Linked DNA regions of Homo sapiens: region 2 is linked to region 1. Evidence: chromatin contacts called from ENCODE Hi-C or POLR2A ChIA-PET data. All regions are on one chromosome and are shown on one strand. Each heading gives the region's core, a stretch centred on a gene start or an enhancer-like site at or near the end of the contact. The rest is flanking DNA. Distances are from core to core; before and after follow the strand shown.

Region 1 (6,596 bases), core at 1,183-3,682:
TTATAGGTGTGAGCTGCCATGCCAGGCTTAAATTACTTTTTCAAAGAAAGCTTAGAAACTTTTTGGTAAGACAGTAATACCAATGAAAATAACAACTGTAGTCACTGTTTACCGTACTAAGCCATCCATTGTGTGTAAAGCATTTTACATAAATTATCTCACCAGATCCTCACTCTCCTCATTTTGGAAAGCAGCAAACTGGGATTCAAGCTCAGGTATCTTTGATACCAAAACCTGGACTATTATACTTCCTTCCAGAGGACTCACGTGAAATTTCAAAATGAAGTATAAAAAGCTTTGCTTTCCTTCAAATGGTCATGACCCTTTTAAAGTGTTTTTTTTTTTTAAAATAGTACTTACCAATCTACTAAATCCTCCATAAAGTATACAAAATCCTCCTTGATAATCTGAGAGATCTACAAATCCTTCAATATTTCTATAGTCATAGGAACAGAGTACTCTGTTGGTTGCAGGATTAATTTGGTCAAAGCCTCCTGGAGTTACTTCCAAAATTACAGGTTTTCTTGAGTCACTCCAGTGATGCTTATAGCAGTTGTATCTCTAAAGACAGAATCAGTATTACTTTTAGGTTCATAAAATAAAATCATATAAAATAAAATTTAATGTATCACAGTCACTATTGAAACGACCAAAAATCTAACTGTCATCGTAAATATTTAGAGCTACTATCCAAATTGTTAAAACTATGATTAATTTTAACTATTTGGAGGTGTTTAAGAATGTTCACACTAACTGAAGACAGTACATTCTTTTTTAATTAGCAAAGGGTTTGGGTTACAATATTTTATGAAGCTATTTTAAGCCACTCTATGTAAATTTATAAAAAGAAAAAAGAGGAAATCCTACATAGAAATGTATTCTGAAAGAGTTTTACTGGAAAAAAGATCTACTTTCTTTGATGGATTCTTTTAATCCAAGTTCAATAATGAAAAGAGCTAAGTCACATTTCAGGGAAGTTGTAATATTCAATTTAAACAACCTGAACCGCCTCAGTATATTAATGTATATTTTATTTCCACATACAAAAAAAAAAAGCTGAGGCCTGTATTTGACCTTAGGCTTTTCTAATCACACAACTGGAAAGTTATCTTCAAGATGTTTGATCATATTAGCAAGTAAAATTCCATTTAGATAATATTCCTTCACAAATTAAAGTAGCTGAGTGTCAGAAATTATTAGAATAGTCAATATCCATTTACTATCCAGTTTCAGTCTTTAAAAAGAAAAAAGGTTTAATCAAGGCTGCTAAGCAAAATGATGCGATACGGAAGAAGAAAATAAATTTAAAATAATAGAAAACTGAAGCAAAGAGAAAATAAGGATAACAAAGTTTCAGATGTGAAATGAGTATCCTCTCCCCCACCCAAACACCGCAGTTTTCTACCCATCAATATAAAGTGGGATACATGGTCAATTACAATTTTTAATGTAAAAATCAATTGGTTGCTCTGGAGTACAACTATTTCTGATACTGAAATAAGAAATTATCTTCTAGGTTTTCAGAAAAGAGAGTGAAGCACTAAGTAATGAACACCTCCACTAATATCCCAACACTGAAGTCAGCAATGACTTTCACAGGACATCAAGTCTCCTCAACATTACTGATCTATGCATCGAACACACACATAGTTCCATAAAAGTAATTATGCAGACAGACAAAGGGGCCTGCACTAATCCAAGAATACAGAACCTTGATTCTGAACCAAAAGATCAGTCAATGCCACACCTCTGCTGCAGGAATGGGAGAAGGCAGGGCACAAAAATTGTGGAGCTTTCCAAACTATACTTGTTTACATGCCTCAAGACCACTATATAGGATATTCTCCATTCCTCCCAGCTCATAAACAACTGCCATTAATGAGATGTGCTGATGGAAGCATCATTATCCCTCAGGATTGCAGGGGCCAACCAAGAAGGACTTTTGAGAAACCCTGATTTAGAAGTATATCTAGGGCAAATGGAGGTCTTAGAGCCAAATTCAACTTAGGCAAGAAGAGTGCCGTTTAGCCAGCACAGTATTTGGGGTGGAATCTAAACTTGTTATTAGGACAATACAGGTGTCACTTTGAGCCCCTTACTCCTGATGTAAAATCAGGTAAACTATCCTTTGGGCAATCTTCTAGAGGTACTGTTTCTACCACAAGATTTTGAAAAGTATTAAATGGCTGAAGTTAACTGGTACAAAAGACAGCTTATATAAAAATTCTAAGTATGCTTTTGAAAGCAGTTGTTTCCCAAACAGATGAGGTACGTCACCTGACAATATAGAATAATTAAAATAAGCACACCAAGTTATGATTTATAAAAATTTGACCATGGCTCATCAGGAACAAGAAATAAGCAGCTCGCCAGTTGCCATTAAACTATTTTTAAACGCTGCTGGGCAACCAGCCAATTGCTAGAGTTGAAATTAGTGAGGTTTCTGGGATGCTAAAAAAAGTAGCAGAATATTCATAGAAATATTCTATGAATGAGGGCTTAAGACAGACAGGAGAATGGTGCTGCCCGCATATCAGAATTCAGTTCCTGCCTTTTGCCAGAAGCTAGGGTTCTGAACAGTGCTATAAATTTAAGCATTATTTTTCTCCATTATAAAAGTAATACTTGCTAATGGGAAGAAATTTAATATCTCAAGAGAGTGAAAAAAGGTTACACTCCTGTTCCTCTTTCCCAGAAGTCTCTGATTTAGTTTAAATGCTGCTGTTACATTACTGGAAAAGGCCTGGGAAAGTTAAGACGACTCTGATATGCCACCACAGCTTCCTCCAAAGCTGTCAGTGCACCATGCCAAGCTTCAGTACAGGCCAGATCCAGTCCAAGAACATGTAAGAAGACAGTTTCAGTATGCTCAAATCTTAAAACTTGAATATTTCTGAAATAAGAAACTCCTACACCAAACAATGAATGAATGTTCCAACATGCACTATCAGCAGTATGACGTTCTCTGGTATTACTGTTTGGGATACTGCATAAGGACTACCTGAATGCTTATAGTGTTGCTTTTAATGCTCCAAAGGTTTTTTTGCCTTTTTTTCCCCCCATCTACCAGTATCAACATTCTTAAATCTAACTGTTCATATTTGAGTTTCCTGTTAAACTACATAACATGATATCAGGAGACATTACAATTTTGTTTCTTTTCCCTTTAGCTTTGCTACAAATGGAACACACAGATTATGAAATGATTTCTACAATAAAGGGCAACATTTGAACAAATAAAAATACATAATAAATGTTAAATATTTACCCTTCCTGTGATTTTTCCCTCTGAAAAATCAGTTCTAAATCTCTGAAAGAGAAAACATAACCACAGTTTATGACAACAGACTGGTAAGGAAAACTTGGCTCACTCCCTTCTACTCAAAGCAAGTAAAATCCTGACTTGGTAACCTGGACACTAAAAACTGTTATTCAAGTTATAGTTTAAGAATATTCAATAAAAAGAGTATGAAACCTTATTGAAGAACAAGATAAACATACAATGCTTTCTCCTGCATATGCAATTAAAAAAAACTAATAAACTTGCAAATATAAAAGATTTTCCAGCCTGTTAGAGAAAAGTGAACGTTTCACAGGGTCAAGTTAAAGGTCAGTAAGAAAAAAATAATCATAGTGGGTACAGGGGCAGAGAACATTAATTTCTCTACTTCTATGTAACTACTTCATTTTAAAAAGAGAAGAAAGAAATTTTATTTATGAACATGGAATCTTCTTACCAATGCTTCTGTAAGAAGTTCTGTTCTGTGCTCTGTAGAAAATTTTAAAGTTTCTGACTTTTTTCCACTGCCTTTACGAAATGTGAGGTTGAACTCCGTTCCTTGTCCTTTTCCAACAGGGCTGATGCTGCAAATGTCTCCATAAGGCCACTTAAAAAAAAAAAAATTTTGACTGGTGCTACTATAATACAGTAAAATGTAATGCTTATTTTTGTCACTTTAATTTCATAATCACTGATTAAATCAGCAAAATTTTATAAAATAGAGTCTAGAAATTGTGTCTTACAGTAATTCTGTAAAAAATTCTTTTAAAGGTTTTTAGTCAGAAAAATCCAATATGTATTCCTATTTTAATGATGACATTAATCCAAAGAAATTAAAATTAAAAAGTGATAAGAACTGGGAAGTGAAATTTTATGACTACTTAAAAATTTGTTAAAAAGTTTGTGAAACATGCCTAATTTGGAATTAAAATAGGCCAGAATATCTTTGAATATGTTTACTTATAAATGTTCAGGTTACTCTTGCCTTTATAAACCCATAATCCTACTCCCATGACGAGTATTTTACACTAACTGGACTCATGACTTATATATGCTTTTGTTACAGTAAAAAGTATAAGCCTTTATAAATTATAGAGAACTAAATTACTAATTTTACATAAAGGAGGTGGCCACAACTAATAGTAACATCAAGTTATACCCTTGAGAGCCCTAGAAATAAGCATATTCTCCCCCTCCTGTTTATTTATTATTTATTTTTGGTCCCCAAATCAGAGTATTATGTAAGCACATCAATCTCTTTCTGATTTGACATTTCTATCTTCAAGTACTGATTTAAGGGAGGGTAATGGTCACAGCCTGGCTTTTAAAATTCAAAGGGAGTTCATACAAACACCTAACAGCTTCTAACAGGATTACCTGATTTGTTACTTCTAAGGTATTGGGATTATATGTAGTAATCGCATGAGTTCCAACTGAAAAGACACGCTTATACCTACAAAGGAAAACAAGTGCTTAAATTTAGTTTTAAACAAAAAGATATTTTATAAGAAAATATATATAACACAAAACAAACAGTTCAATACATAGAAATGTGTTAGTTGATTAATGGTGACTAAATATAGCTTAGTTATATATTCTCACCTTTTTAAACATTCTAAAATGTTATTTTTATTAAAACCCACCCACTCATTTTACTGTGAACTATTAAGATATCTAAGTAGAAAAGTATGATTTATATGCAAGCAATCTTGTGTGATGTTAGTATAAATTAAGTTGGCAAAGCATCAGCTGAGGATGCTGAAAGATCCTAAATGGGAAAGTTTTATTAAAAAAAAAAAACACTGCATACCAATGCTTTCAAAATACCCTTACAACAAAGCCATATGGAAAGGAAGGAAAAGCTATGGCCTGGGGCAACTGGTCAGTCACAGCCATATCCTGGAATCTTAATAGTTTCTACTTAAGCAACTACCTATTACATCTCAGTGTTGCAATTTTATAGAAGTAGGAAGCCTACACCACAAACAAGCAGTTTTCACTTCTCACTTCATTTCCTTTCAAGTAACATATTTGAAGGAGAAAAAACATTTGGGTATCAGTAATCCTTCAAAAGAGAAAGGAATTCATAATCATAAAAGGAAATTGAATTAGAAAAACTTATTTAAAGCAAAATAATTAGTTCTTTGGAAATAAAATATTAAAATGGATAAAACATTAGTATATATAAAACAAAATTAAGGAAAACAAAGACTTCACACAACCAAAAGTTTTTTAAAATGCTGCATATAACTCTATGCTGACAAATTTGAAAATCAACCCTTCAATATAAGAATAAATCAACCCTTATATTGAAGAATTTAAGAAAGCTGCAAAGAATTACATCCTCCAAAAGCACCAGGCTCAAATGATTTCAAGACAGAAGAAACCTGAGGACCAAGTAACTCCCATGCTCCTTAAATTGTTGCCGAAAACTGAGTAAAAACAGCTTCTCAATTTTTTTAATACTACTAAAATCTGAAAAGACAATACAATAAGAAAAAAACCCACCAATCTATTTTCAAAGCTAATATTAGCAGTAACAATCAAGTCGCATTTTAAAATAGTAATACACCGTGACCAATTAGGTAAACACTTCAATATTAGAAAAATCTATTAACATAATTTGTTATATTTATTGAAATATCTAGTTGTATTTTAATACGAGATTTTTTTAATTATCAAAAATGCTTAAGTTAAATCAAATGTCTTTTTGACATCTACGGAGAGAATCATGTTTTCTTCCTTTGAACTATTAGTATGCTAAAAAGGCATTAATAACTTAAACAAACAGCCATGATCAGACTCAAAGGTAATACAATAAAAGTATTCCCATTAAGATCAAGAGAGATCTTTCACATTTTCATTTTTCTCTTGTCTATTTTTTAAAATCAGTATATTATAAAAATGAGAAAGTATTTCCATTTAGGTAAAAAGGAAATGATAAGATTTTATTAATCTTTACCACATATCCATATACAAAAGTATTGCTACATTGTGTTTTTTTTCCTAACTCTACATGTCTAAAGTGGAGTGAGAAACTAAAGAATTATAGCACTTCCCTCTAACAAAAAAGCAGTCATTTGCTTCTTTTTAAAGTGGAGTGAGGGTTAGGGGACTGGTGAAGTAAACAAGCTATCTAAAGAGCTTAAAAGTTTCAAAACTTCAAAGGCTTAATCAATTAATAGGAACTAAAACAAAGAAATAAGATTTTGCTCAGTCTTTGACTTAAAAGCTGCACAGTGAAATCAAATGTGTGATAAGAGATGTGAATTCACAAACTATTTTTCAAAATCACCCTGAAAGTCAAACATGAAAC
Region 2 (6,596 bases), core at 1-2,500, 1.1 Mb before region 1:
AGTATGTACTTGTCTTCTGGTCAAAGCCCTTGCTTCGTTCTGGGGCAAACTAGGCTAAATGGAGGACAAACATGCTCGTAGGCTAACACTATACTTCCGCTGGGTTCCTGCATGGGAGCTGTTACTTTAAGCAACTAAGAAAAGCCGAAGGAAGAAGTCAATAGGAATTTCACAACTACATTTCTACTTCAACCTTGCCACCGAGAGTTTTCTTTTTCTTTCACGGGCTTAGAGACTAAGTCATCACAAAAGAGCTGCTACAAATGCGGCTGCTGAAAGCGAAAATTCAGCTCAAACTACTGGGCTGAGGTCAGCACACGGAATTACTCAGCCTAGACGTCACCCGATAAACGCTGCTCTGTGCTGGGCACTGCGGCCCCAGACCTAGTGCCCCCGGAGGGTGGCGCCGCCCGGGCCTTGGCTAACGCCGAGCGACGCGGGGTGGGAAGGGCGGCTCCACCGCGGATATCGGAAGGGGTCCCGGCCCTGGCGAGCCCAGCCCGAGGTGGAGAGCCTGCGTCACGTGGCGGCCCGCGCCCGTCCGCCCGGCCTCCGCGGCCCCTCCCGGACGCTTCCCCGGCAGGCGGGGGCGGGCACATGGGGCGCCGGCGCGCGGCCCGGGCCCCGAGTGCCGGCCTCCCGGCCCCTCACCTTCGTCACAGCCTTGGTGGCGGCCCCTGGGCCCGCAGCCCCCGCGCTGGCGGTCCCGCCGTCACCCGGCCGGGTCCCCGCGCCCGCCCCGCCGCCCGCCGCACCCGCGGCTCCACTGCTTCCGCCGGCGCTGCCCGCTGCGCCCGCGGCACTCGCCGCCCGGTTGCTCCGCTCCTTCTTCTTCTTCTTGTCCCTCTTGGCAAAGAAGTTGTCCAGGCTCCGCTCCTCCGTCTCAGCCATGGCCTCGGCCTCCTCGACCCGGATGGGTGGGGCCGGCGGCGGGCGCGGCCCGCGGGGCTCCGAGCTCGGGGTCGAGGCCGGCTCTGCGCTCACGCTGCCGGGCGCGGCGACGCCTCAGCCCCGCGGGGTCGCCGAGGCGTGCGCGGCGAGACGGGCGGCTCCCCCTGCGTGCTGGCGAGCGGTGGTACGGTCCGCCCGGGGGCTCGCGCGCCGCCGCTGTCGCCCGAGGCTGCCGGGGCTGCCGCTGCTGCTGCGACGGCGGAGCAGGATTCCGCTCTCCCCACAACCTGAGGGGAAAAGGCACGCGCGAGCCAGAGGTTCTGGCGAGAGTGCTCGGCTAGCAGCGGCGCGTGCCGGAGGAAGAGGCGCGCGCGCAGGCCTGGAGAGGAGGGGAAGGGAGTGGGGAGGGGAGGGAGAGGGAGGAGGGAGGGCGGGCCGCTAGAAGAGAGAGGAAGCGCCTGCGCCTGCGTATTTTGCTCTGCCTGCCGCTGTGGGATCGCCAAGGGGCGGGCGGCGGGAGGAGATGGAGGCGGAGCTGGAAAGAGAGCCAATCAGGTGCCAGGACGAAGCTCTTAGGTGACAATCCCTGACCCAGACGGGGCGGAGTCCAAGCATGGGGGCGGGGAGAGGAGGGCATATGCAAAATAAGTGACGTGCCGGGCGACTCCGGTTTCCCGATTGGCCGAGGGTTTAGTCTTGAGGGCGGGCATGTTGAGGGCTGGTTGATGACTTGGCTAAAGAGGTCCAGCAGGAGGGGCAGTGGGTTCCTTTTGGACGCATGCGCAGGATGCACGTGTGTTTCCTGGCCCAGAACAAACCGTGGCCCCATAGTAGTCGTTTGAACTGTCGCGAAACGGACAGGCACTGCGTTAAGCCAACTGTGTTAAAGATTGTTCCTCTCCTCTGATCGCTTCTGTACTTCCACCCCCTCTGGAGTGGCAACCATTACTTTTCTTCTTTACCGGTTGATTGTGAAAGTGAGAGGAGCAGTGAGCCTGAAGTTTAGGTCCCATTTACTAAAAGATCTTTCATAGGCTGGTTGGTAGGTAGAAAGGGATTTTGTCTGAACTCCACCCTCTGGATTATGTTTACCAAGGTCAAGTTCAATAAATCCTATCGTCAAGTCCCTAATCTGTAAAGTGGGTATACTATTTCTTACAAGATAGGGGGATGGAGGGAAGAGAGTCAACATTATTAGCTGCTCAGCACATTGCTTAACGCCCTGACTTGAGTCTAGATGATGATACAGTTTATCCTTAGCTTCTATCCCTGATAAAAGGAGGGGACTGTCTTATCATAGGGGTGGAGACCAAAATGCCCAGGCGAAAGCCAGGTTTAAATGGGTTTAAAGCCCATTTAAATACCCTTGGGGCCTTGAAAATGAAATGAATTCTATATGCAAAAGGTGGTCTAAAGTAAGCTCTTAAACTTTCTACTTCCTCCTTCTAAAAGCAGAAGAGGGAGCTGTCACAACCATTGAGGAAATGACTCAGACAAATGTTGGTAGCCATATGGGGTAGATAGAATCCAGCCAGTAAATGGAGAGACTTCTTCGTCTTTTCCTTTACAGTTACCCCATTAAAGTTTCTCTTTTCCTACCCCCTACTTACACTGCTATTAAAGAATTAACTTCTGGCTGGGCGCGGTGGCTCACGCCTGTAATCCCAGCACTTCAGGAGGCCGAGGCAGGCGCATCACCTGAGGTCAGGAGTTCGAGACCAGCCTCACCAAAATAATGAAACCCCGTCTCTACTAAAAACACGAAAATTAGCCGGGCGTAGTGGCTAACGCCTGTAATCCCAGCTACAGGTTGAGGCTGGAGAATTGCTTGAACCCGGGGGTGCGGAGGTTGCAGTAAGCCGAGATCGCCTCATTGCAATCCAGCCTGGGCAACAACAGTGAAACTCCGTCTCAAAAAAAAAAAAAAAGTCTAACTTCTGAATGTCAAAAGAAATCAAGGACCTAGCCTTGGCCAGCAAGTAGCTTGAGCTTATACATATACTATTCCCCAAACATGAACAGCTCCCAAGGTGACTTCCTTCTATGACAACATATATCTTCCTGTGATGCAGGCCAGGTTCAGTACTGCCCATCACCATCACCCTCCCTTACCATCGCTAATCAAATTTATTTTCTTTCTTTTTTTTCTTTCCTTCTTTTTTCTCCCTTCCTCTTTTCTTTCCTTCTTTTCTTCCTCCCCCCTCTTTCTTCCTTCCTCCCTCCCTCTCTTTCATTTATTTATTTATTTATTTACTTACTTATTTTTTGAGGCAAAGTCTTGCTCTTGTCACCAGGCTGGAGTGCAATGGCATGTCAGCTCGCTGCAACCTCTGCCTCCCAGGATCAAGCGATTCTCCTGCCTTAGCCTCCTGAGTAGCTGGGATTACAGGCACCCGCCACCACACCCAGCTAATTTTTGTATTTTTAGTAGAGACGGGGTTTCACCATGTTGGCCAGGCTGGTCTCAAACTCCTGACCCTCGTGATCCACCCACCTCAGCCTCCCAAAGTGCTGGAATTACAGGTGTGAGCCACCATGCCCGGCCCTCTCCCTCTCTTTCTTTCCTCATCTATGAAGCACTTATTTTGCTATATTTCGGGCAAAGTGCTTTATTCAAAAGTGAGTAATTTGTGATTCCTGCATTCAATTCCCTTATAATCTAGAAGAGAAGATCTAGATATAAATAAGTTTCAGTTATTTATATCTTTCTTAAGTCCTTATCAATTCATCATTGTCTTGAAAGAATTAATGACTTGAGAAAATACACAGAAGGAACAGTAGTTGAGGGCTGACGCTGCAGAATTTCCCACTACATTTTTCAGTGTGATTGATGGCATGATCCCAGAACTTGATCATGTGTAAGAAATTCAGGTCAGGCCAGTAGAGAGACCAGTGTCTTTGTGGTTGTGTCATTGTTTGTAGTAATTCTCTCCTCTGTGAAGCTGGTCCCTTCCTCTTTGAATCACCTGCCCTAAAATTGACAGCATCTGTTCCCATCAGTTGCTCCTTTTAAACCTCCCCTACCACCCTTCTCCAGATTGGTTGCACAGTGCCCTGAATCATGCTATCATTATCATCGTTACCAGACACCCCCTCATCTTTGAAGCATCCTTCTGCCCTCTCTCTCTTTTTTTCTTTTTAAGAGGCGGGGCTCAAGCAATCCTCTGGCTTCAGCCTCCAGAGTAGCTGGGACTACAGGCAGGTGCCATCATGTACAGCTGAATTTTTTTTTTTTTTTTTTTACATTTTTAGAGAAAGGGATCTTGCTATGTTGCCCAGGCTGGTCTGGAACTCCTGGGCTCAATTGATCCTGCTGCCTTGGCCTCCTGAGTAGCTGGGATCACAAGTAGGAGCCGCTGTGCCCGGCTCCTCCAGCTCTCTCTTGACAGAGGTGTCTTCCCCTCTGCTGTCCAATGTGTTTGGACCGTCTGCATACTTAAAGCAAACAGACTTTCACTTGTACTTGCCAGATGGAAAACTTGTATAGTAATGCAGACTATTCCCAGGTATTTCTGCACATCTTCCAAGGTTCCTAATGCTGTCTGAACATGGCAGTTTCCCTCTGGGTCCTCTGAAGTGGTGCAATCCGAAGGACATCATATATCTCCCTCAACAAGGCCTGCTGAGTTCCAATATTCCATGAGCTCAAGAGCTGGCAAAGGGCAGTTGAGCCCAGCCCCATTGTTTCTGAGTTCTTTTCTGCTGAGCTATTTGATCCAAGATCCATTCTGCTACCTAGGCTGGAAATTCCACTCATGCTCAGCTCAAAGGAATGCAGCTCATGCTGGCCAAAGTGTTCACCAGGAAATGGGTGGCTAGAATTCTTCTTTTCATTTCTGGTTTCCTCTCTAACATCTGTAAGGCCAACTATGCCACTGCCTGAACTGTCCCCTTTTCAACTGGGGAGCAACTACTTACAGGTCATCTCTTCTGGGAGTCTTTTCTTATTCTCTACAGGCAGCTTGATTTCCTAAACTTCAGAGGCCCAGAGTCTTTTCATTTGGTATGATCGTTGATGCCTTCCTGGTATTCGCATGATTGGTTTGTTATTTAACCACTCTCATTCATTCACTCAAGTATATAAAACATGTATTTAATGAGCACCTACTATATGCCGGGCCCTATGTTAGGAGTTAAAGGAGAGATAAGCCCTGCCTTCACAGAGCTTATTGTACACTAAGCTGGTAACTAGAAGGAGACACACAGGAACACCTACAAAAGCACATTGAAAACTCTTGAAGGCAGGAATGGCATTGAGCATATAGCCTATATCACACAAGCATTTAACTGATGTTTGTAAAATGAAAAATGTCTCCATTAATCTCCAGTTTTCCACATTAACAGAGGACTGCACAAATCATGGACTCTAAAAGTGTTTCCTTGTTGGCTTATGAGCATAGGCTAACTCTGCCACACATAACAAATAATTCAACCTTCTCCCTCAACCTCAAGTTCCTCCTTAGCTCATTTTTGACATTAGGGTCCTAGTTGGAGGATACATGGAGAGCAAGAGGAGGCCCCAGACAACAGCAACTATCCAGGAGAGCTTATTTCCAGAAAGAGAAAAGGGCTGCCATACACCCCCCTTCTCCTAGACACAGACACACACACACACACATACACCCACCACCATGGCTTGAGAAGGGAGTCAGACTCATTAACCCCACCCCCAATGGGTCTGGTTTGCTGATTGTTGAACCACATAAAATTGCTGCTATTTGACTGTTTTTGACCTGCCAAAAACAATCATTTCAAAAGGTTAAACCTAACATATTAGAAAATAAACCAAAAAGTTCTGTAAATAAATGAAAAGCTTGGGAACAACCAACCTATCCATCAAGGTGACCTCCTTGAGTGTCTCGGTGAGGGAAGGGCTGCAATGTGATGACAATTGAATGATCAGCAACCGAATCAACTTTATTGTATGGAGAATGTGTGAACTGAAGGATGAGGGAAGAGCCTGGAGAGTAGAAAAGAGGAAGGAAAAAGAAATAGGATAAAGCCATGAGGCCAGAAGTTGGCACTTATTACCCACCACTGTCCAAGAAAGAGCAGTGTGAAATTTGTTTTCACATAGACGTGCCCTGCTGTAAGGTGGAGATGATTCAGTAGACCGCACCCTGATTTGGCTGAAATAGCCCTCAAAAGGTCAGCTTTCCTTAACTCTTGGGATACACTCACCAACCAGCCTGTTGATGACTAACTTGACTCTCTGAGACTGCTGATATTGGGAAAAGGGTGCCCTAGTTGGGAGAGGAACATTCCAGTTACTGAAAGACTAACACTGTTAATGAATACATTGGTATGTATGTGGTTATATAGTTTGGCCTCTTATGAGTTGGATTGCTGGGAGTCAGGCTTTTTCAGGGAGATGAACCCTGACAGGACACTGATATGACTATGACCCAGGTTCAGCTCTGTGGCAAATTCGCCAAGGAAAAGCTACTCTGGGTGGCCACTTTGGGAGCCAGTCAAACGACTCTGGCACAAAGCAAGACATTCTGACTCAATCGTTTTGATCACAGAGTGCAAGGGGTATAATTACGTGGGCAAGACACGATTATTCTGTTCCTGACCCTAGCTCCATTCTTGATCTTACTTCATGATCCAACAGCTACATGTGAGATTGTCTGGCATTTTCTGCTTCTGACTCAGAGCCTCCGTATTCCTGGTTACTAGGTCACTAGGTCAATGGTATTGTCATC

Evidence for each region. A loop is a pair of places that touch in the nucleus more often than their neighbours do. ChIA-PET counts read pairs that join two places held with the same protein, here RNA polymerase II (POLR2A). Pooled maps may share reads with other maps.
Region 2: a loop to region 1 is called in a map of chondrocyte, with 3 times the contacts of the local background. The contact joins the promoter of CDV3 here to the enhancer-like site in region 1. A Hi-C loop is called at or near these places in 1 of 168 maps with a recorded cell type or tissue (chondrocyte) and 1 of 50 pooled maps. POLR2A ChIA-PET finds 5 or more read pairs at or near these places in 2 of 52 experiments (GM10248 and T-cell).

What each region holds. Positions count from the first base shown.
Region 1 is chr3:132,444,612-132,451,207 of GRCh38, reverse strand. DNAJC13 (DnaJ heat shock protein family (Hsp40) member C13) reads right to left here. Exons shown (of 56, transcript NM_015268.4): 3 at 4,658-4,733; 4 at 3,738-3,887; 5 at 3,269-3,310; 6 at 361-561. Among named protein-coding and RNA genes, the nearest start is that of DNAJC13, 30 kb to the right of the region's middle. Within about 2 kb of position 2,432, at least 7 of the 41 ENCODE cell types and tissues checked have a DNase peak (open chromatin) inside an H3K27ac peak, as active enhancers do.
Region 2 is chr3:133,568,340-133,574,935 of GRCh38, reverse strand. CDV3 (CDV3 homolog) reads right to left here and starts at 1,250. Exons shown (of 5, transcript NM_017548.5): 1 at 652-1,250. The coding sequence starts at 891. RefSeq lists silencers at 282-671, 702-811, 832-1,371 and enhancers at 1,752-1,921, 1,578-2,079, 2,022-2,261.